Linked DNA regions of Mus musculus: regions 1 and 3 are each linked to region 2. The links are chromatin loops, found by intact Hi-C in ENCODE. Cell type or tissue: heart. All regions are shown on one strand.

Region 1 (8,000 bases), 60 kb before region 2:
CTCCAGGGTATTGATATAGCCAGGTTCTGCAGACTCTGGGCTGGAGCAACGGATATATTTCCGGGGCCGGACAAAAAGCATCTCCTTTACTTTTTCAGATATAATCCTAGAAAAGCAAACATTGGCAACAATCAACAAAATGACAGATTTCAGGTGCTGACAGGATACACCAAACGACTTTGGTCATTCTGGGGAGCATGCTCTGCTTTGTACTTTGGGAGATATGGCAGATCCCTTTCTGCAAATTCAGTTTCATCATCTTCTGTGAACTTATTGAATGATAATGATATGCTTCATTTACCTCCACATATCTGAGACCCTACTACCATTTATTCTAAGAAGTGTAAATGTATTGTGTGTTCTTGGTCCAACAGTCACCAAGTATATTTAGAAGGAAAAAAATCTGGTAATAAGTATTATCTTCACAAAGGTAGCATTAATATGCCTCAGGAAAACCCATGATTTTCTTCCATAGATAGTAGTGCAAAGTACAGGTTTTAGATATATACAAGCATAATTTTGGGGCCTTTTTTGCCATTAATTTGTCAAGTGGTCTTGAAAAATTACTTAATTTAGATAAGGTTCTGTTTTGTTGCAAAAAAAGTAGACAACAATAATAAATTAATAAAATAATACCAAACTGGTAAGATTATTATGCTTATATGAAATAAAGTATTTAGTATGATATATGATAAAATCAGGTTTTGGTAACATTAGTGATTGCTATATTCTTATTATTTTCATTATGCAATTGAGTTAAAACAAAAAGATCATAGACTTTCACAAAACCCAAGGCATTCCTAACACATATGAGAGCAGCCACAGGTCTGAGCCAGGGCAACATGATGGAATGAAAGATTCCTACTGTTGCATCAACTTTTGCAGTGAGCTTGAGAAAATCTATAGCGCTCTTGATATTCAAGAACCCAAGTCAAGAAAACCAATCAAAGGAAAAAATGAAACAAAATTCATGTCCACAACTTATTCTACAATTGATGGTTTAACAGATGAGGCATCAAAAAAAATACAACTAGGAGGAAATCTGGATTATTATTTCCTGGCAATTTTAAAGAATAGAGTTATTTAGAGGTGGTGGTGGGGAGGCTGACTCATGTTATCATAAAATAATGAAAACCATTCCTCTGGAAGGATTTGAGAGTTAATTTTAGAGTCATCATATATGTAGAAGGGTTATCAAGCATATCAATACATGTAATATATAGTTGATCATGTAAGTGTAGAGAGCATATTTATTTTCTTCTAAGCATTCTTTCCAAAGCCCATGATTCCAAATAGTTAATTTTGAATAAAGTTACTGAAAAGGAAAAACACATGCTCTCCAGAGACTTCAAGATCAAATATACTGCACCTTTTTGGTACATGGCCTTACAAAGCAATTATAGAATATTTGATTTTCCCCCCAAGATATGTCTTTTTCTTTAAAAAAAAAAGACATTATAGCTAATGATTCATCTCAAGTACTTGAAATTATACAAGGAAAATGTACATTATAATCTTTCTTGAATGGAGGTTATGTTTAAAAAGCTTCTGGAAGAACACAAAGGAGAATACATTTATAACATCAGAGTAGGCAAAGGTATTTTAAATCAAACACAAATGTCATCAAACATAAAAGGAAAAGACTGAAAAAATACACGTACTAAAACTATGGTTATTAAAAGAGAGAAAAAAAGCAATTCATGGGGTAGATGATATTTGCAACTAAAGATAGGCAACAAAGGGCTTATATCTATAATGTATATAAAGTCTAACAAATCAATTTGGAAAAGAAAAATACTCCAATTAAAAACTAGGGGAAAGACTTAAGCAGACACTTCACAAATAAGGCTACATTATGGCAAATAAAGAATTTAAAGGGCCTCAATCTTATTAGTTATCACAGATATTTAAATCATAATCAAAATCACTGTTATCTATTAAAATGGCTAATATTTAAAAGACGGACACAAAACTAGTCTATGAAGGTCTAAGTGATGGTAAGAAGCAGAAGCAAATACACCTATTATTATGCTGCTGGCTTGGGCATGAACTGATATAAGCCACTTTATCAGCAGATGTTATAGTTATAAGGTATGTATTCAATATGAACAGACAGATGTCCTTGACCTAGCAAATCTACTCCTAGGTATATATTTAATAAAAATTCACAGACATGAAAGATAAGTAAAAAGGTTTAGTTTCTGCAATTGCTGGAAGCAACCTAAATGTCTACTGAGGGTGAATGGATAAATAAACTGTGGTATATTCACACAATGAAATATGACGTATGAGTGAAAACTTAATGAACTACTACATGCAATGGCATGGATGGATCTCACAAGCATAATGATGAACAGAACAATCCAATCTCAAATGAATACATACTATAGGGTTCTATTTGTATGAAGTTCGAAAACTGGCAAAACTGTTACCTACGGTGAGGGAGGTCAGTTACTGGCAGGGAGCAGAAGAAAGGCTTCTGGGGTGTTGGTAATGTTCTATTTCTTGATCTGAGTGGCAGTTAAATGAATATGTTTAATTCAGGAAAATTCATTCAGGTATACAATTATGCATTCTATATTTTATGAGTGTATATCATATTTCAATGCAAAGTTTAGCATAATGATAATTAGAATGGTGATATCATCTCAGTCACCTTTCATTAAATATAGTGAACTAAAGTCTGAATCTGAGGAGTGAAACAGTAACAGCAAATGCAAGAAAACGCATGGGTAAAAAGGTCAAATTAATGCAGATTCACAAGAAGTTGCTGAACTTAGAGAAAATCTGTAGGAATGTTACTTTAGGATTTTATTTTATTTTGGGTTTTATTCTGGAATTTGCTATGTAGATCATGCTCATCTCCAAGTCATAGAGCGCCTCCTGCCTCTGCTTCCTGAATACTGGAATTAAAGACATGTGCTACCATGCCTAGAGGATTTTTTTTTGAGACAGGTTCTTTTTTGTTGTTGTTGTTAGATTTTTAAAATTTATTTTTATTTATATGAGTGCACTGTGGCTGTCTTCAGAAACACCAGAAGAGGACAGGCATCAGATCCCATTACAGATGGTTGTGAGCCACCATATGGTGGCTGGGATTTGAAAATGGGTCCTCTAGAAGAGCAGTCATTGCTCTTAACCACTGAGCCATCTCTCCAGCCCTTGAGACAAGTTCTTGCTATGTTCCCTGTTTCAGCCTCCCAAGGGCTGTGTGTTAGTATCTCTAGCTTAGGCCTTTTTAGAAACAGCTTCATTTACACACACACACACACACACACACACACACACACACACACACACACACACACACTATCTGGTTATCAAAAGACACACTTAAGAGTATCTTTTTGATGGAACACAGGGCCCCCAACAGAGAAGTTACAGAAAGCACCCAAGGAGGTGAAGGGGTCTGCAACCCTATAGGTGGAACAACAATATGAACTAACCAGTACCCCCAGAGCTCGTGTCTCTAGTTGCATATGTAGCAGAAGATGGCCTAGTCGGCCATCATTGGGAAGAGAGGCCCCTTGGTATTGCAAACTTTATATGCCCCAGTACAGGGGAACGCCTGGGCCAAGAAGTGGGACTGGGTGGATAGGGGAGCAGGGCGAGGGGAGGATATAGGGAACTTTAGGGATAGCATTTGAAATTTGAAATGTATATAAAGAAAATATCTAATAAAAAATTTAAAAAAGAGTATCTTTTTGTTTTATGTGTGTATGTGACTAGTATAGCTTTAGAGCAGTGTTTCTCAACCTTTTTAACACTGAGACCATTTAATACAGTTCCATATGTGGTGACTACCAACCATAAAACTTTTTATTTGCTACATCATAACTGTAATTTTGCTATTGTCATGAATCATAAGTATCTGATATGTGACCTCTAAGGGGGATTACAACTCACAGGTTAAAAACTACTGCTTTCCTAAAGAGGAAAGCCTGAGATAATCCTTCTATGATTTTCTTTGGACATATAGAGACATATAGAGACATCATCAATGGCATCAGATCACTGACCAAAACAGCTAATGTTCACAAACCTAGAGATCTAAGTAATTCTGTCAGGACAAGGTAAGCGTAAATTTCACTTTAGACCCTTTAGTATAACTGAATGTTTCAATAGCTTTCTAAGATGATGAACTTTTGTTAAAGGACCCACAACCATAGGTCTAGGGAAAGGTTTATTCACTTGTTCTTCAGACATATATATCAGAGTGGCTGGAACAATACTAAGTCAGGTCCAAGTGGACTCTGCTGTGCCACTGAGGATTCACTGAAAATGACCTAAAGCCTCCCCAAGTGTCTTATTAACAGTAGCCACTCAGGGACTAATCTCAGTATTTGAAAGGTAGAGAATATGCTGTTTCCTAGTGAGTGTCTAGAATTATTTGTGAACAGTAGAAACTATATAAGTATCACAGTATTATACATTTTAAAAAGATTTGAAATGAGTATCTTAAAATTAGCTATTAACTAAGTCTCTCATAAAAATGTCTTTTTTTTTTTTTAGATAAGTCTCAACTCTATAAACTCACCATGAAGTCCAGGCTATCCCTGAACTCATGTTGATCCTTCTGTCTTTGCTTTCCAAGTGCTGGATTTATAGGAGTGAATCACAACCCCTGACTTCATAAATTATGTTTAGGTATACTCTCTCCAAATGCCCCTTGTTAATCTTGTTACTTTGTGATGACCTTTTCTTCCAAAGTTTCTGTGACTTAATGGATAAGACAGTTGCACTTACATGACATAATGACATTTTCTAAATTTCACATATTCTTTTACAATGTGACTCTAGTCTTCAAGTTCTAAAGATTATTTCTCCTCCCTTTCAATAGAAAGTGGCTTATGATAGTTTGAACCAGCAGAGATAATATCATGAGCACCGCAAGCTGGGTCATAAAAAGGAGTGCAGCCTTCACCTGGCTGTCAGGAAGGAACAGGTACAATTCAGAGTCTTGTGTCTTGTGCCTGGAGCCTATAAGGAATATGACTGTGCTGAATTGTCACACTATGAAGCAGTCAAGTCAAATGTAATTCTCATGTCATGCCAGTCTAAGGACACAGGCACATTTGTAAAAAGGCCTTTAAAAGGTTTCTACTCCTGATCCCCAGCTACTTACTGTGTGAGACTCAAATTTCGAGTCTAATTGCTCTGAGCTACTAAGTTTGGGAACAATTTACTGTAAACACTGAAACTTATAATGGAAACAAATACTAGGGAACATCTTTAAACTTCAAATAACATATATGAAAATGCTTTATACATTGTACACACTCAATTTCCATAATCAAAATCATGAGTGGTAGAATTCTGTAGCCTATAATGGAAAGGGAATGATGTGGAAAGTTATGCGGTAGGGGAAGTAGTTGGAGGTCCAGGAGGCCCAGATGCCCAAATACTGCAGTGAAGTTAAAAGGAAGGCTTGTGTAGACATGCATCATTAAGGGGCATTTTCCTTTCAACTTAATACATAAAATTTCTATGTACTTTGAAAGTAGAGTCAAGATCTCCTATATATAGAAATTAAATGAGTTATAGGATGATCCCAAGGATGTCTCAAAAACCTTTTTATCTCTTAGAATATTTACTGTTTAACCATTCCATGTGTATGTATGTGTATATCTATGTTGTTACTGAGAACCAAACTCAGAGCCTAGGCAAGGATTCTACCATTGTGCTACTGCCCCAGCTGCCTTGGAGTGCTCTTGATGAGTCATTTCTTATTGAAACCTAGATATCTGGGTAATTATAAAACCAGAGATCTTATTTAAACCTTTAGTTTTGGCTGGTTTCCTAGAAAACTACTATGGTTGGTCATCAGAGTTGGGGTGGAAGACAATGTCTTATTATTGCCAAGAAGCTGTAGGTTACCACTTATTCTCTATGGCAGGAATTTTCTGTGACTTATGGGGTGTGGCTGGAAGTTCTGGCTCCTACTAGACCTTCACTGATACCTCCTTCATTGAAATTAGTAAGAACGACTGAATGGCCTTGACTGACACCACTAGGGAAGGAGGAAGCATTATTTTCAGGTAAAAATGAGAATATTGTTTCCCCATTAAGTCTTCTGATACAACCCTAAACAGGCTGAATCACCACCGCAGGGTTAAGATAAAGTCTAAGCTCTTTATTGCATTTGTGCTAGAGAAGAGGGTAGAATGACAGCCCAAGGGGTGTTTCATAAAGTTTGGCTGGAGATGAACAAACTGTAAAATTTCTGATTTGATAGGCTGTCCCTTTCCCAGTCACTAGGAAGAGTAAGCTTTTCCTACTTTTTTTTTTTTTTTTTAAATCATTGGTGCTTCTCGGTTGCCACTTTCTCCAGAATCTGGGAGCAAAAAAAAAAAAAAAAAAAAAAAAAAAAAAAAAAAAAAAAGAAAATTCAGGAAACACAGCTGCGTTGTTTCAAAGGTATCAACAACAGTAGATCCTGTCACCTTCTTTTGATCTTTTAAAGAAGTTTGTGTTTTACAAGCTGCTTATGACTTTTAGTTGTACTTAATGAGAGAGAATTCATAGGGAGAAGTTTGTCTACTTACTTGTTGTACAAATGAAAGCCTGGATAAGACTGTTGACTTTAAATATGACAGTTACAGAGAGAAAAGTATGAATATATACATACACATAAATTTGACAACTTAGATAAAACAACTAACCCTTTAAAGCATCTAAGTACTAAAACTTACCAAATATGAACAAGATAACTATGAAAGATTAAATTTATAGATAAGATACCAAACAACAAAAGAGCAGTGTCTACACTTAGCATATTTTACTAGAGAATTCTATCAAACATTTAAATAAGAACTGAGGTTACAGAGATGGCTCAGCAGTTAAAAGAGTGTAACTGCTCTTGCAAAAAAAAAAATCCAAGTTTGGTTACTAGCATCCATCAGGCAGGGCAGATCACTACCACATGTTATCTTCAGCTACAAGAGATCCGATGATTCTGGCCCCCACAGGAACCTGCCTGTGTAAACACATACACTCATTCTCTCTCCCTCACATAATTAAAAATAAAAACCAATTTAAAAGAATTAACATCAATTTTATATTATCTCTTCTGAAGAGGGATAGAATGTTTCCTAATTTTCAAAATTTACTTTTTCTCTTTGATATCATTTTTATTCTTCTCTCATATATTACATCCCAACCACAGTTTCCTATCCTCCTCTACTCCTCCCAGTCTCTTTCCTCCATTTTTCCCAATCAACTCATTACTGTTTTCCTTCAGAAAAGGTCAGGCCTCCCAGGGATATAACCCAAACATGACATATCAAGGTTGCGATAAGGCTAGGAACTTCCCCTTGTATGAAGGCTGGACAAGGCAAGCCAGAAGGAGGAAAGGGTCCCAAAAGCAGACAAAAGAGTCAGAGACAGCCATGCTCCCAGTGTTCGGAGTCCCACATGAAAACCAAGCTACACAACTGTAACATACATGCAGAGGGCCTAGGTCAGACCCATGCAGTGGGTAGGTGGTTCAGTCTCTATGGCCCACTGTGATCCCAGGTTAGATGATTCTGCGGATGATGTTCTTATGGTATCCTTGTCCCCTCTGGCTCCTACAGTCTTTCCTCCCCCCCCCCCTCTTTTTTGGTTCTATTGTGGGTCTCTGAGTTCTTTAGCCTCTGGGTCCTGGGCTCCATCCTATGAGCATGGGAGATCTTTCCATCTTCTGATACCTTCAATTTCCTTCTTCAAAGACTAGAAGTTGTTTGAAGGTCTTTTACTGTCTCATACATATATACACAGACACACACATATATATACATATATATGTGTGTGTCTGTGTATATATGTGTGTGTGTGTGTGTATAAACAAACCTTGGTGCTATTTATCCCATTAACACTCCAAGGATTGAAACACCTCAGTTGATGTTTGGTATTGATGTTAAATCAGTATATAAAATATACTTTATGGAGGTTTAATTTGTGGATTAAGTAGAAAATGTCCCATGTACTACTTTAAATATTGTATCTATCTGATAGTAGCA
Region 2 (8,000 bases):
TTTTTAAATTTATTTTTATTTAATGTATATGAGTACACGGTCTCTATCTTCATGCACACCAGAAGAGGGCATCAGATTTCATTACAGATGGTTGTGAGCCACCATGTGGTTGCTGGGAATTGAACTCAGGACCTCTGGAAGAGCAGTTGGTGCTTTTAACCACTGAGCCATTTCTCCAGCCCCCAGAAATATATTTTTTAATTATATTGTGTTTTTTCAGATTTATTTTATTTATTTATTTATTTATTTATTTATTTATTACATATATGAGTGTTCTGCCTTCAAGCATACAAGAGGGAATCAGATCTCACTACAGATGTTGTGAGCCACCATGTGAGTGCTGGGAATTGAACTCAGAACCTCTGGAAGAGCAACCAATGCTCTTACCCACTGAGCCATCTCTCCAGCCCCTATACCTTCTTCTTGCCAGATCCTTTTTCTTCAGGGCAAATCAGGACTCCTAGGTACCCACAAGAACACGCATGTCCTCATGTTCAGAAAAACAGCACTTTGGAGTTCTTACCTCCCCTTTTCCAAGTCTAGCAGATTGGATCAGACAAGTTTTTCCCAATGACTCAGCAAAGAGGCACTTTTGATTATAGGAGCCTTGCTTCTGTTGTCTATGGAAAGACCTACAGAAAGGACAAAAATGGAGCACGGGGAGTCACAAAACAGAAAACTTAAAACAATAGTAAATTATCTGTAATGATCACCTGCTAGCACCCTTTTATTCATTACTTCTAACCATCCAACCCCACCCCACAAACCTGAAAATGCTTTAATTTTCTTAGCTACAGTAAACTAGAACAATACAAATTTGTAAATCAGCTACACGTCCCCACTTTATAAAGGTATTGGGATAAGGGGTAGGTAGCTCAGTGGTAGAATGCTTGCTTAGCATAGGCAAAGCTCTGGGTTCAATTTTCAACACCAAAAATTATGGCTAGGATACAGCCAGATGGGTATCACTGGACACCCACCTCTCATTTAGAAAAATGAGGCAAGTAAAGATCACAGTAAATTAAGCCGGGCGTGGTGGCACACGTCTTTAATCCCAGCACTCGGGAGGCAGAGGCAGGCGGATTTCTGAGTTCGAGGCCAGCCTGGTCTACAAAGTGAATTCCAGGACAGCCAGGGCTATACAGAGAAACCCGGTCTCAAAAAAAAAAAAAAAAATCACAGTAAATTATCCCCTAATAAGAAATTATCTTAATATAAATCAGCATATTCTATTTTCTTCAGCTCCTGTTTTTTCTAAGCTCCATGAAGAGGTACATACATTATGTCCCATGATAATATTCAACCTCATTTTTAGCCTTCCTCTCTGCATCCATGATCAAAGCTTCTAAGAGCTCTCTAATGTCACGTTTCCATAAACACCTGATAGTTCCTGATTCCCTCAACACCCTCAAAAATATGATTAGTTTCAGCTAAACTTCAAAGTTAAAAAAAAAAACAGGAGATGGCTTTGTATCGCTTAGAGAACATTTGTTATGGTTGGTAGAACATAAGAAAGGGATAAAATAAGCAGTATAAAAAGGAGATGGCCATACAAAATCTATAAGTCTTCAACATCCTTGTACTTTAGCTTTTACTAACTCTTATCACTCGGGTATGATAACTGCCCCTGCATTATTAGGTGTGATGATACTGAGAATCTCCTCTACAGGCCAGAAAGTGGTTCGCAAATGTTCCAAAAGCTTGTGTGTCCTGAAAACAGCCTCCAAGTCATTCCTGGGTACTTCCTTTTGAACTGCCCATGACCAAGATTCATATCCCAGTGCCATGGCTTGATTCAGAAAAGAAGAAAGAGTGTGGATCCTGGAGTTAGAACACTGTAACCTGTATTAGTTGCTAACTGAAAAAATTGTGAGGAATAATATTGTATTTTAAAGTATTTTAAAGCAACAGTATTGGAATAAGAGCTCTTCTCTAGTGAACAGAGGTGTACAGAACACATGTGAAAGAAAGGTGACAATGATGGTAACTAATGTCGAGAGCTTAATATGAATTGGGCACTCTTCAATTGAATATGAACAGCATCCCCCTCCCAACTTCTGTAATCCTTGACGGGAGAGTTTATCCTCTAATAACTCAAGTATTTGAAGTCAGAGCTCATCTAAAATAAAAAAAGAAAATGTTAGTTATGGAAGTAGAACACTCTTAAGGTTAAACAAAAAAAGAAAAAAATCTATTTTTACTTATCCAGAATCATCAGATAATATGTAAGAGCCACACTATTTAAAGGGTACAAAGGCTAGGCTCTATATTCCTACCATTACAGATGTTATAGAAATATTAAACTAAGTAAAATACAATGCTTTGTTCAAGTGGACTCTGCTGTGCTCTGCTCTCCACCCCCACTCTCCACCCTCCAGGCTGAGGAGAAATGGCTGCAGGCAAGGTATTTAAGAGAAGCACTCTGGGAAAGAAGATTCTGGTTAGGTGCACTAGGCAACGAGGTTGTGCAACCAGTTTCTACCTATTTTGTTTTTCATTACTTTTCAGAGTTTTGAGAGGAGCAGTTATCTTTATCTGACTGAACGCAGGGAATGAGGTCACCTTTTCCTCTAGGACACTGAAATCTCTGTCACCATGGTTTTTATTTCTTATACAATCAAACTGTGGCGGGTGGAGGGTGAGGTTCTCATCCTCAGCCTTACAGTTAAGTGCATCTCACAAGGCGGGGTTGGTCGACCCTTGTGCACATCTTTCCTTGTGACTCAACGCCAGTGGAGTGGTCAAACAAGTTTCTTGTGAAAGCCCTACAAGGTACGTATGTCCTAGGGCTGCAAAGAGATAAACTCTTAAGTGTATCTTCACATGCCACCATTAAGGACACTCACTAAAGAGTCCCCCCCCCCCACACTTTCTTCCCACCCCACTTTCTTCCTTACAAATAATGAACGCTGTTTGCCCTGTGTAATTTAAAGCCCAATTCCACCAAAACTCTGCTCCGAAAAGCAGGAGGAAAAGGCTGGGAGGATTAAAAAAATAAAATAAAATAAAATCGATGTGGCTCCCTCAGAGGAGCTGGAGAAAAGTTAACAACTATGCCCGGTGGCAGAAAAATCTCCCCTTAATTGGCATATCCCTGGCGATTTTCCCACCCCTAGACCTCAGGGCGATTGCGGGCTTCGAACACTCACTGCGTCCTAACAATGACTGGAGAAAGGAAAGTTCGAGGACGGAAGGGCACCCGCACTCCCACTAGGTTGGCATTTCAGCTCTCAGAGTGCCTGGTTGCTCCCCACACTGCCCGTCTTGCCCTCTCCGGACCCTCAGTATCTTCCCGCTCCGCAAGGCTCAAACAGCCAGGGTGCGCCCTCTCGCTGCTCGGACCCGGCAGCCACAGGCAGCAGAAAGAGCATGCCCTCTAGCCCCGAGGTCTGGCCCCAAGAGTCCCTGATAGCACAGGACAAGCACGGAAAGGGGCACCCGGAGGGGACTCCGAAGGGAACGGCCGCCACAGTTATGGCGCTCAACGCCTCCGGAGGTGTCCGGGAGGCTGTAGCCCAGCTCGTGTGTCCGTGTCCGCGCGCCCCCCCCCAACCCCCCGCCCGGGCCACCGGGCACAGCGCGCCACCAGCAGCGGGGCGACTGGGCACTTTACCTCAGCCCACACACGCTCTGTGTTCCGGGGCTCTCGGGGGGACCCCGGGGCAACCGCTACGTGGAGCTGGAGCGACCCCGAGGGTGGCAAGGCCGGGACCCCAAGCTCCACGCCGCTCGCGTCCCACTCCTCGAGGCCGCCACTCCCGCCACTAAACCCGCACTACGCCCACAACCTCGCTGGTGCCGAGGCCACCCTCGAGAGCGCCTACCTCCGGCGCAGCGTCTCGCTCCGCTCCTTCCTCGCCGCACACTGAGGGCCCCCTCAACGTGCCGGGCGAGTCTGGCTAGGGTGGTAACCGCCCCCTAGCCGCCTGCTTTCTTCTCTTCCCTCCCTCGCACCTGCCCCCTAATCTCACCCCGCCCTCCTGGCCGGGCCTTCCGAGGAGCCGAGGGGGCCGCCCCCTAGCGCTCTGCTCCCGCCCCCGGCCCTGGCCGCCTGGCCCTTCAGGCCTCAGCTCTGGACAGGCTGCTGGGCGGCGGCGGCAGCCGAGGCGGCGCGGAGCACTATTGTATTCCTGACACTGTGCGCTCCCACGCTCCGCCTCTTCCCTTTCCTTCCTCATCACTGCAACTCCCCGCCCCACCCCCCCCCACCTCCCCCCACCCCCGCCGGCTGCGCTCGCCCTACCCGGCTGACTCCCCGCCGTCTGCTCGCCGCGCGATCTTCTGGCGGGCTGGGCGCCGTCACGAGCGCCACCGGCTTCGAGGCTCCACCCACCTCAAGCTCCCGCACGCGCGGCGCGGCGCTTCAGGTGGGTTCTCCTCCCCTCCTGCTGCGCGCGCTGCTGCCCTGAGGCGTCCCAGCCCTGCTAGGCGCTTGGGCCAGCGAGGTGCACTGGCTCCTGCTCCGGCAAAGTCCAGCCTGAGCTTTCCCACCCTCCTGACTCGATTGTAAAGTTCTACGAGTGCAATTCGTCCCTAAACTCTAAGACGACCATTATTTCTGACGTTTAGACTTGAAGCATGGATAAATAATAAAAGCCAGGAGGCAATTGACAACACATTAATCCAGTTGTGAGCAAAAATGCTTTATGATGGGGTGGGACTTCTTGATTTCTTTTTCTTTTTTTCTGATGTCGACTTAGCCTACAGCTCCCAGTTATTCAAACCCTCGTCCAGGTGTTCCTGGGGAGATATTTTGGTACTATAATTAAAGATCGGTTGACTTAAAAGTAGGGGTCGCCGTCTTGGATAGTTTAGGTAGGCCTATCAGAATTATTTGGAAAAAAAACTTTAAACTAGGGCTGAGACAGACAGAGAGGGTTGGATAGAGAATGTAAAACTGGTGTACAGAGCGAGTTCCACTACAGCCAGGGTTATACAGAGAAACACAAACAAACAAGAAAAAGTTCACCATGAATGCCTGCTTTGGTCTATTCTATGCCCCTGCGTTCCAGCTCCCTGGTCATCTGCCCTGCAACTTTTTGTTTTGCTTAGCCATTGTCACAATTATGGAAGACAATAGCGTCAAATAAATAAGGGAGACATGATGTATAGTAGTAATATATAAAACAAGTGTACATAATTTACTACTGGTTCCTGGACCTTTGAAATACAGATGCTTGAAAACAACTTTTTTTAATTTACCTTGCTAGAATTGAAAATGCATCATTCACAATTATGATGAATTAATATAGTTATTTTCACTTATATTTCTAGGTTTAAACAGAAATGTGAGCTCTTGTATTTTGTCTGTTTTTCATATTGTAGATATGATTCTACTTTATTTTATGTAAGTCTATGAGTGGTAAAATATTTAGTCCACAATTACTGTTACAGTTGAATTATTTAAAAATAAAAATTCATGTGGGCAGTGGTGGCACACGCCTTTAATCCCAGCACTTGGGAGGCAGAGGCAGGCAGATTTCTGAGTTCGAGGCCAGCCTGGTCTACAGAGTGAGTTCCAGGACAGCCAGGGCTACACAGAGAAACCCTATCTCAGAAAACCAAAAAATAAAACAATAAAAAAAATAATAAAAATTCCACAGTCATAAAAATTCAAAGGGGTCCCATGCATCTTTCTAAGTACTTCTCAAGTTTTCTCCCAATAGTAACCTTATATAACTATATCAAAACCAAGATAGTGGCACTTGTCCAATCTGAAAAGCTCATTCAAATTTCATCAACTTCACAAGCATCCATTTCTGAGTCTGAATATATAAGTTCTACACAATTGTATCACCTGTGAGTTTCCTATGACCAACACAACAGCTCAAAGATTCCCCCTGGTACCCTTTATTAACATTCACATTTTAAGAGTTTGTCCATTGAAGGATATTTGGGCTGTTTACAACAAACTTTGCCTCCTAGGCCATGGAGATAGCTCAGTAGGTAAAAGCACTAGCAACCAAGCCTGATGACTTGATTTTGGTCCCTTAAGTTTGGAAAGAAAGAAATGAGTCTTGAAAACTGTCCACATAGGTCACACGCAGACACAGACAGACACACACACACACAGACACACACACACACATGTACGGGCACCTTTTTGGTGATATGTCTGCTCATGTTTTTTGGACATTTTCTAATTGGATTATTTCTTACTATTAAATTTGAAGATTATAATAAACAAGTCCTCAGTATGTAAATAATCAGAAAATGGATTTCCCATACACAGCTATCTTTTCATTTATTTGACAAGACATTTTTGCAGAGATCCAGTTTATCCAATTTTGCATTTATGTGTAGTGCTTTTGGTGTCATATCTAAAACATCTTCACCTGGTTTCACATGCCCTCTCTCATGTTTCCTCTAAAAAGTGTTATAGTTTTTATTTATTTATTTATTTATTTATTTATTTATTTTTAAAGATTTATTTATTATTATATGTAAGTACACTGTAGCTGTCTTCAGACACACCAGAAGAGGGAGTCAGATCTTGTTACGGATGGTTGTGAGCCACCATGTGGTTGCTGGGATTTGAACTCTGGACCTTCGGAAGAGCAGTCAGGTGCTCTTACCCACTGAGCCATCTCACCAGCCCTAGTTTTTATTTTTTAAGTCGGTGGTTTACTTTGAATTATTTTTGTTATAAACTTGGACCTAAGATAGAAATTCTTATTTTTGCCTATGAATACTTGATGACTGAAATAAAATGACTGTCTTTGCTTCATTAAATGGCTTGTGTATCTCAAAATCAATTTGGCCACGTGTATGGGGCCATTTTGGCTCTTTTGTATTCTATTTATCTACATCTCTCCTGTGAATACTAATCTTAATTGTGATAGCTATAGAGTAAGTGTGGGATCAGTCCCTTGCTTTATTCTTTTTACAGATTGTTTTGACTATCCAAGGTAATTTGCCTTTGTTGTTTTTTGTTTGTGGGTTGGTAGTTTTGTGGAGGTTTTGTTGGTGGTGATGGTGGTGGTGCTGCTGCTGGTTTTATTTTGTTTTTGTTTTTTGTTTTTTTTGGGGGGGGTGGTTATTTTTTGGGTTTTCGAGACAGGGTTTCTCTGTGTAGCCCTGGCTGTCCTGGAACTCACTCTGTAGACCAGGCTGGGCTCAAACTCAGAAATCTGCCTGCCTCTGCCTCCCAAGTGCTGGGATTAAAGGCATGCGCCACCATGGCTGGCTTTGTTTCGTTTTTATTGAAGCAGGGTCTTATTATGTTGCTCTGACTGCCCTGTGACTCACAAGAGACTCACCTGCCTCAGTTTCGCAAGTGTTGGAATTAAAGGCATGCACCACCACACCTGGCTGGTAATTTGTCTTTTCATATACCTTTTGTAATGGACTTCTTTTGTATTTTTTTTTAAAAAAAACTTTGATGAAATTTTAAGAGAAATTACATCAAACCTTATATCTCTATAATATATAAGATATAATAATTTCCATATGTGTTTGGGAAAAACTGACATCTTCCCAACATTCTGTTCTAATCCTTCAACTTGATAATTCCCATCCGTCCATTTAGTGATAATCTTTGGCTTCTTTATTGGCACTGTGGAATTGTCAGTGTATAGATCCTATGCAAGTTTTGTTAAGCATGTAACTAAGCACATCATTTCCTTTGGAGTGCTTAAAACTGGTAATGCGTTTAAATTCCAGCAGTATATTAATTGTTGACTGTCAGTATAACATAGGAATATAACTGATGCTTGTGTGTGCTGATCTGAATATCTTGTCACATACTGAACTCAATTATTGGTTCAATGAATCTTTTGGCAGGTACTTTGGAAATTCTATGTAGAGAACTGTCGTTGAGGCACTTTCCACCAAGCCTGAAGTGAATAAATATAATGTAAAAGAAAGAATGAAGCTTGTGTTGTGTGGGAGTAGAGATGGTTTTATCTCCTTTCTAATCATGTGCTTTTTATTCCTTTTTCTTGCCTGATTGCACTGACCGCAGCATTTGAATTATGTGGAATGAAAGTAATAGAAGACAA
Region 3 (8,000 bases), 150 kb before region 2:
AGGAGCTTCAGCCAGGACAGCTGAGTTGAACCAGCCAGCCAGAGTTCAGAAGGAACTAGGAAAGAGTAAAATTATTTAATAATAAGTCTCAGAGACTGAAAACATTTGAGGCCTAGATTAGAGTCTAGCTTCTAGGTCTAGGCCTAGGTTGGCAGATGGAGGCAGTAAGCCTCTGAGCCGACCATCACATACAGGAGAATAAAGTATACCTTACAATGTCAATCAAGGACTGGGGCTGTAGCTCATTAGCAGCTTAACAGCTGTACGGCCCTGAGTTCCACCCCCAGCACGTCAAAAAATAGCCAAATCACTCACAATTTTCTCATAAAGTGAGAAAAGAAAAAGAGGAACTGAAGAGATGAGCACTAGCTGTTCTTCCCTAGGACCAGAATTTGATTCCCAACACCGACGTGGTAGTTCACAAGTTTCTGGAACTCCAGTCCCCTCTACTGGACTCCATGGGCACCAGTCACACAAATGGTGCACAGATATATGTGCACACAAAATAACCTTACACATAAAATAATTTAAAATTTCTATAAAGAAAAGAAAAAGAGCTGGGTGGTAGTGGTACACGAGTTTAATCCAAGCAGTAGCTGGGCAGTGGAGGCGCACGCTGCCAGCACTCAGGAGGCAGAGGCAGGTGGATTTCTGAGTTTGAGGCCAGTCTGGTCTATAGAGTGAGTTTCAGGATAGCCAGGACTATATATAAAGAAACCCTGTCTCAAAAATATAAATAAATAAAAAGAAACCAAAAAAAAAAAGGAAGGAAGGAAGGAAGGAAGGAAGGAAGGAAGGAAGGAAGAAAACAAAAAGAGAATCACATTTCCGTGTATTGCAAGTATCATCAGCATAAAATAGTAGAGCCACAGAAAAAGCAGAAGAAACACATATATATGCAGAGACATACACGTTTGCGCAATCAGGACTCCTGTAAAAACCCCAAACCATAAGCCATTATAGATACACGTGCAAAGGACCTGTAAAATAGGGGGAAATTGCCCTGACTTAATATTATGAGGCAAGGAAACTCTAAAGATGGTGATCAGTTCATTTTCTGTTGGCTGTCTACTGCTGGAAATGCATCCTACCCTTAAGAGAGGTTTGTTTTCCCAGTGAAACTCTCTTGGAGAAAGTTAAAATTTTCATTTGTGTGGGCTGGAGAGATGGCTCAGTGGTTAAGAGCACTGACTGCTCTTCCAGAGGTCCGGAGTTGAATTCCCAGCAATCACATGGTGGCTCACAACCATCTGCAATGGGATTTGATGCCCTCTTCTGGTGTGTCTGAAGACAGCAACAGTGTACTCACATAAATAAGATAAATAAATAAATCTTTTTTTAAAAATCTGTTTGCATGTGGTTATCACCTGGATACTGCTTCTGGGTTAAGGATGAGGGCATGCGGCCACTTCTTTCAGCTCTCGGACCCCACCTGGTGCAGACCCATGTAGGCCCTGTGCGTGATGCCTCAGTCTCTGTGACTTCATATGAACTTTGCTCATGTTGATTTGGAGGGCCTTGTTTTCTTGGTGTCCTCCATCCTCTCTGGCTCTTAAGCTCTTTCTGTCTCCATTTCTCCAGGGTCCCCTGAACCCTGGTAGGAAAGAGGAAAGAACTGGGATGCTAAGGCTGAGGCTCTGAACCGTGCAGAGCTTTGCTGAGACCAGAAAGCTGATTCTTCCTTTCTAGTAACAGTAAGCAACTGGGAGCCAACAGTGTTATGGTCAAAGGCTCTGAAAAGCATCCAGGCTATGCTTTGGAGTGTCAACATAACAGGGGGTGTGGGTCTGGTCCTTTCCCAGCTGCAGCTCAGCAATATGCTTCATTCTTCTGTACCTTCCATGCAGCGTTTTCACAGGGATAGGTCTGAGGCCGGGGAATGCATGCAAGTCCCCTCCTTCTGCCTTCTGTTCATGGTGTGAAGTGACGTAGCAGTGAGAGCAGAAGGCAGACCATTATGGTTGGTTGCTCATTATCCCAAGCCCAGAAGCAGAATTGGCGGTGTCACCTGCAACAACCGTCAGACAGCCTCAGGGTTATGAGGAGCAAATGCCGTTTCACCAGCAACTGTCAGTGGAGCAGAGTTTTAGAGAGCTAGAGATCCCTGCTCAACTACAGCGATAGGGACAGTTTGCTTAGCTTATGGGAACCACTGTTATCTTGGTCGCAGCTGTTGCCTCTCCTTGGTAGACAGCTCTTTACCGTGCTCCTGGGGTAGTGTGTACAGTAAGTGATTCCAGAGCAACTCCGGGCCCAATCGTAGGAGTATTGAAATCTAAGATCTGTCAGGGTCACTCTCAGTGATCAGAGAATGCAGATACAGGAAGTAGTGTTAAATAGGTCACTCCGCAGTCCCCAGAGTAACAGTCCAAGGCAAAGGCTTTTCCAGAAGCCTCTACAACCAAACACTAAAACAATTGGAGAAGTAATTTCCAGGCTGGTTGTATAAGCTGTTACTTCCTTCTAGAAGAAGGAATGCACATATATGTTAGAGTACAAAACCAACCAGCTCAAGGGTAGTAAGAGGAAGCCCAAATGAGAGTTGTTGCAAAGTACCATTTCCTATTAGAAGCTCTTAACTTGCTCCCACTTACCATCCTTCTCCTCACATGAGAGAACCAGCCAGGACCGGAGATGTGGCTCCACAGTTAAGGGCACATGCTGTCCTTACAGACTCTAGCACCACATGGTGGCTTGCAACTACCCATAGCTCCAGTTCTAGGAGACCAGAAACTGCATGATCTCTGGGGACTCTAGGCCTGTACATGGTGCTTCTACAGATATATAGATAAAACACTTATTAAATAATGAAATGAATAAATAAAAAAGCCCTAACAAGTACAAGGCAAGTACCGAGGAACCCATAGCAGCTGCTTCTGGAGTTCAGAACGATTGCCACCACACCTGTGCTGAGCTAGTTTAGCCTCAGAGCAAACCTGTTTTGCCTCAGAGCAGACTGGGCTCAGAACAAGGCTACAGCTGCCTGCCTCTAAGCAGGACTGTTACCTCACTAGAAAGAGCCACAAGGAGCCCTAGCTGCAATGTCTTACACACTACCATGAGCAACACTACATACACTTTAACGGGTAGGGCCAGACTTTTCAGGGCCTGATGCCTAGAGACTTAGAATGTCTTATGCAGAAAGCCAGCCCAGAAAAGAAAGAACTCACGCTATAAAGTTCGTTTCTCACCTAAGACCCAATGAGATAGATGGCCACCTACTTATCCAGAGATGAGTCCCACGTAAGTGCTCTGTCTGACAAGGCCTTGCATTTTCCTCTTGACTGCTATAAAAGAGCTTGCCCTCCCACAAGGCATGATCCTTTCTCTAGGAGTTTGCCCACTGTCTTTTGCCATGTGTTTCAATAAGTGCTCTCTTTGTTCTCATTTCTGGTAAAGGAACTTACCACATCATAACCCGACTTTCATAGACTTTTCACACTCAGCATTGTGGTGAGTCCCCCATAAGGACTTTCCTTGCCTTTCTTGGTCATATAAAATATTATTTTATCGCTGGTATGTGAACATGTGTGGGTCTCCCCTTTCTTCAAGGGTCACTGGCCATGGCCCATGAAGGTGAGGGGAGTAGAGCCAAAGAACAGTGTTGGACAGAATGACAGACTTCCAGGATCAGCTCCAGAGAGGCAGCTAAACCTCAAGGGGTGAGAGGAATATATGGAATATACAGGAAGAGGGCAACAGCTAGGGGATTGCCTGATGTTCACAGTATGCTTCAGTCTGCATTAGTCAGCAGTCCTATTATCTCGGTAGGCGCACTAACACCTAATTACATGAACAGCTGGGGGGAAAGCATTTTGCAGGGAATTGTGCCAAAGGTCATGCTTAAGATAAGCCAGGCAGCTGTGCTCAGAAACCTCTTCCAAATAAGGTCAGGCAGAGAGTGGAAAGCCCTGCTGGGGGAAGGGAGTCTTCCATTTTGTGCTGAGTTCAGAGAGCTGTCCAGAAATGGTGGACTGCAACAAACATGGGCCCTCCATCACACATGGATTGTGTCTTTCTGGAGGCCAGAGGACAACTTTCATGAGTTGGTTCTCTTTCCATCCTGAGTTCCAATGTTTGGACTCAGGTTGTCACAGTCTGTAGGGGCAAGCATCTTTCTCCTTGAGCCATTTTTTGCAAGCACTCTGTTGGTTATTTCTTACTTAGGTGCCTAAGGAGTCTAGCTATCAGAATAGTTTACAGATAGACAAAGACTTCTGTCTGGGTCTATATTTTAGTATGGCCTGAAGACTGCTACATTGTAATCTTGATCTGGGCATCACCCTCCAGAGTACAGCATAAGGGTTCCTTCTGACCCCTTGCATTAAGCCTTGCTTTCAGCCTCCAACTGAAGGACAATAAGTGCTGATGGCCAAGAACACTTTGATAAATCTTGAACTAAAGGCAGTGGCAGTGGGAAAAGGGAGACCATCACCACAGCCTTTAAGAGTAAGGAGGTTTGTCTTCCTTCTGGATTGAGATCCTCAATTTCAACATGTGGGGTGACCAGCACCCTACCCTAGTCCAGAATGAATGAACATAGATGTCGAGGACCCCTTCCTCATTTTCCTCATTATCCTCTCCCTTCGTCCCCATTTTTGCATTTTCTGCTGCCATTTTCTGGAGTGGGAGGGAACAGAATTGTGTGGCAAATGGTGTTTGAATTCTCATTTCCACCCACCCCTGGCCAGTGGGTGCAGGGAACCTGGATGGGCCTTCTCAAAGAGCACCCAGTGCTACCAACTGCTGAGCCATCTCTCCAGCTGCTCCCCAACAAAAAACAGGGCAGGAGGAGGAGGAGGAGGAGGAGGGAAAAAAACAAGAAACAAGAAGAAAAAGAACAAGAAAAGTGGGCAGTGGTTCCCAACCTGAGGGTTGTGACCCCTTTGGGGGGGAGTCACATATCAGATATTCTGTGTATCATATATATTTACATTACAATTCATGACAGTAGCAAAATTGCAGTTATGAAGTATCAATGAAAGCAATTTTATGTTTGGGGTGACCATAACATTAGGGTCACAACATTAGGAAGGTTGAGAGCCGCTGCTTTGGGGTCTATTCATTAATTTAGATTAGTTTCTCAGAATATATGCCAGGGGTAAATCAGAGGGACTAGAGGGTTCATGATCCATTGTGAGGCAGCAAGGTGCAACATCAACTCAAGAGGCATTCCTCGGAACTAACAGAATCTCTGTCCACAAAAATCCTGACTCTATCACTCTATGCTCCAGCATTCCCAGAGAAGAGAAAGTCTATTGACTTACAGAAGTGAAACTGAGTCTTTCTGGAATCAAAGCCACCCAGTTGATCAGGGGAGAGGAAAATAAGGCGGGGTTCCTCACCACACATGCTCATTCATTCTGGACTAGATGTGGTGCTGGTCATGCCACGTGCTGAAATTGAGGTACCCAGGAGGAAGACAAAGCTTACTCTTAAAGGCTGTAGTGTATGTAGCTCACAACTATCTATGACTTCAGTCCCAGGAAAGCCCATGCCCTCTTCTGGCCTTTGTGAGCACTGTACATACATGGTGTAGAGACATAAATGCAGGCAAAATACCTAAACATATTTTAAAAATCTTAAAATATAATGTTTGTATTTATTTTATGAGAATTTTGTATTTTATAGAATGTATTTTTGATCATATCTATTCCCTCTACCCCCAGCTCTTCCCAGAACCCTAATATATTTATCCTCTAGATTCCATATCTTTTAAAACTTATTTTAAATAACTCAATTAGTGTTATGCATGTGCATATTGGTGTGTGGACATCCACTGGAGCATGGGCAACCTACCAGTAGCAACACCGCCAAAGAAAAATGATTCTCCCTTCCCTAGAAGCCATCAAGTGCCAGATAGAGATGGTGTCTTGTGAGTCCTTCTGTACTGGAATTTTTGACTGGCTTCATCTTGTGCTGGTCTTGTGTAATTAATTGCGGTTGCTATGAGCTCATGAGTGCCATAGCCATAACAGCATTTCACAGCACTCTTCCCCATCTTCCAGCTCTTTTTTTTTTTCTGCAATGTTTCCTGAACTTCGAAGTGGAAAGTTCATATAGATATTTTATTACTGACTGAACACTTATGGCCACTTATTCTCATAATTTTGACCAGTTATCAACCTCTGCATTAACCTCTGCTCACTGCAAAAGGAAGCTTCCCTGATTAAGATTGAGAGCAGCACAAATGTATTAGCACAACCATAAATATTTAGGAGGTAGCATAACAACCTGATCATTTAACAAAACAATAATAGCACCCCTTTAGGGACCTTGACCTCTCATGGGATCTTGAATATTTTTATAGTACTAGGCATGAATCTCCTCCTGTGGGGCAGGCCTTAAATCTAGTGAGAAAGTGGTTGGTTACTCCTATAACAGTCATACTGCTATTGCATCAGCGGTCATATCTTACCTGGCAGGTTGATATTGTAGAATGCAGGGTCCAGTGCTGATCACAAACCACTGATGCCTTTTCTTTCAAAATGGCCTGCATATCGTCTTCCAGCAGTATGAGAGTCAACCAGTAGGGAGGAGTTTAGTGGTCATTCCAGATTGATTTCATTTGGCCTTGCAACTAAGGTGTGTGGTGTCTTCATCAATAAGGCCTTGCCATCTAGTTATGGTGTGAAACTAAAAGTCATGGTAATGGTCTGGGTAGTTTTAAGGGCCTCTGGAGATTTTCATTTAATAAACCGTGTCTTAGGCATGGTGTTGCACACTTTTAATCTCAACACTCAGAAGGTGAGGCAGACAGATCTCTGAGAGTTTGAGGCCAGCCTACAAACCAAGCTTCCAGGATAGCCACGGCTGTTAAACAGAGGAACCCTGTCTCAAAAAATCCACCTATACATGGTTCAACCTCCTTTAAAACATTATAGTTCTGAATTAGCTTACGAACGAGTGTTTTCCCTGAGACTTTTCTTTCTCACACATCCCTCTCATCACTCCTACCTCCCCACTTGTTTTCTTTTACAACAAAATTTGGCTCTTGTACCTGCCACCAGATCAGGAATGCTGACCACTCAAAGGCAACTTTCCCCCTGCCTCTACTCTTTCCCCTCTACTCGTGGAACATTTTTGAGTGACTCCTCCCTACCCTGGCACACTCTCCCCCTCACAAACTCACTTTATTTCAGGACATTTTTATAATTTATGTCTTGATTTCTTCTTTGATCCATTCGGTAAAGAGGGTTTCTTTTGTTGTTGTTGTTGTTTGTTTGTTTGTTTTTGTGACCCATTGAGGTTAATTAGGATTGCTTGCATGAGCATAGGTGGAGGTTGTTTATTGGAGCATGGGCAACTTACCAGTGGCTACAGCACTGCTGTCTTCTCTCAATAACCATTAACTGCCAATAGCTCTTCAGAGATGTAGGGTCTAATTAACCTCTCCCTCATGCTAGGGACCTTCTGATTTTGGCAGCTAATCAGAAGACAGATTTTGAGACAATGAGATTCCCTTCAAAGACCCATATATCCACATTGGCCTGCCTCTACCAGTGCCCTACCTCCTACCATATCCCAGTAACATCATCACATGATGATCCATCACTGAAGTAATTCATTGCTTACATCAGGGTCCTTAGGATCAAATCAGCTAACTTTCAAAGATTGCTTCTCCCAGTTGAGGAACAAGGTTTCAACACAGGAACCTTTGGTTTCATTTTCTGCCTAAAACACCAGCAGAGAAACAGCTGAAAAACCCTGGGCCTGGAGTGGAAGGATCAGTCTTCCGAAACATAAGGAAATGTTTTCATTTTCTTTTTTGAGACCATCCATCATGTATCCCTAATTAGTTTGGTATTCATTATGTAGTCCAGGCTAGCCTCAGATTCCCAGCAATCTTCCTGCCTCAACATCCTGGTCCTGAGAGTATAAGCATGTTCTACCATGTGTGGAATGAAGAACTTGATCTATGGCTTTAACTAGAGCCTGATACCTGTTGGAGACTTTCCAAAAGATCTCTTGAAGCTGTGTATAGATCCCATAGGGCTAAA

What was found. A loop is a pair of places that touch in the nucleus more often than their neighbours do. Peaks named below come from ENCODE experiments on the same cell type or tissue, not always from the same donor. Only the 100,000 strongest peaks of a DNase experiment are listed, where the experiment ranks them.
Region 1: it touches region 2 in a loop (2.4-fold over the local background); 7 of 42 quality-filtered maps call a loop at or near these places.
Region 3: it touches region 2 in a loop (1.8-fold over the local background); 2 of 42 quality-filtered maps call a loop at or near these places.

Annotation. Positions count from the first base shown.
Region 1 is chrX:20,481,808-20,489,807 of GRCm38, reverse strand. It overlaps Jade3 (jade family PHD finger 3), which reads right to left. Exons shown (of 13, transcript NM_199317.2): 7 at 1-106. Among named protein-coding and RNA genes, the nearest start is that of Jade3, 60 kb to the right of the region's middle. In heart, no CTCF peak of the experiment used is centred here; no DNase peak of the experiment used is centred here.
Region 2 is chrX:20,421,655-20,429,654 of GRCm38, reverse strand. Jade3 (jade family PHD finger 3) reads right to left here and starts at 3,967. Exons shown (of 13, transcript NM_199317.2): 1 at 3,825-3,967; 2 at 524-632. In heart, CTCF peaks have their summits at 3,311 and 4,007 (motif pointing left); DNase peaks (open chromatin) are centred at 3,454 and 4,244; H3K4me3 peaks cover 2,742 bases; H3K27ac peaks cover 2,200 bases.
Region 3 is chrX:20,567,042-20,575,041 of GRCm38, reverse strand. No RefSeq gene overlaps it. Among named protein-coding and RNA genes, the nearest start is that of Rgn, 21 kb to the right of the region's middle. In heart, no CTCF peak of the experiment used is centred here; a DNase peak (open chromatin) is centred at 3,841; H3K27ac peaks cover 1,756 bases.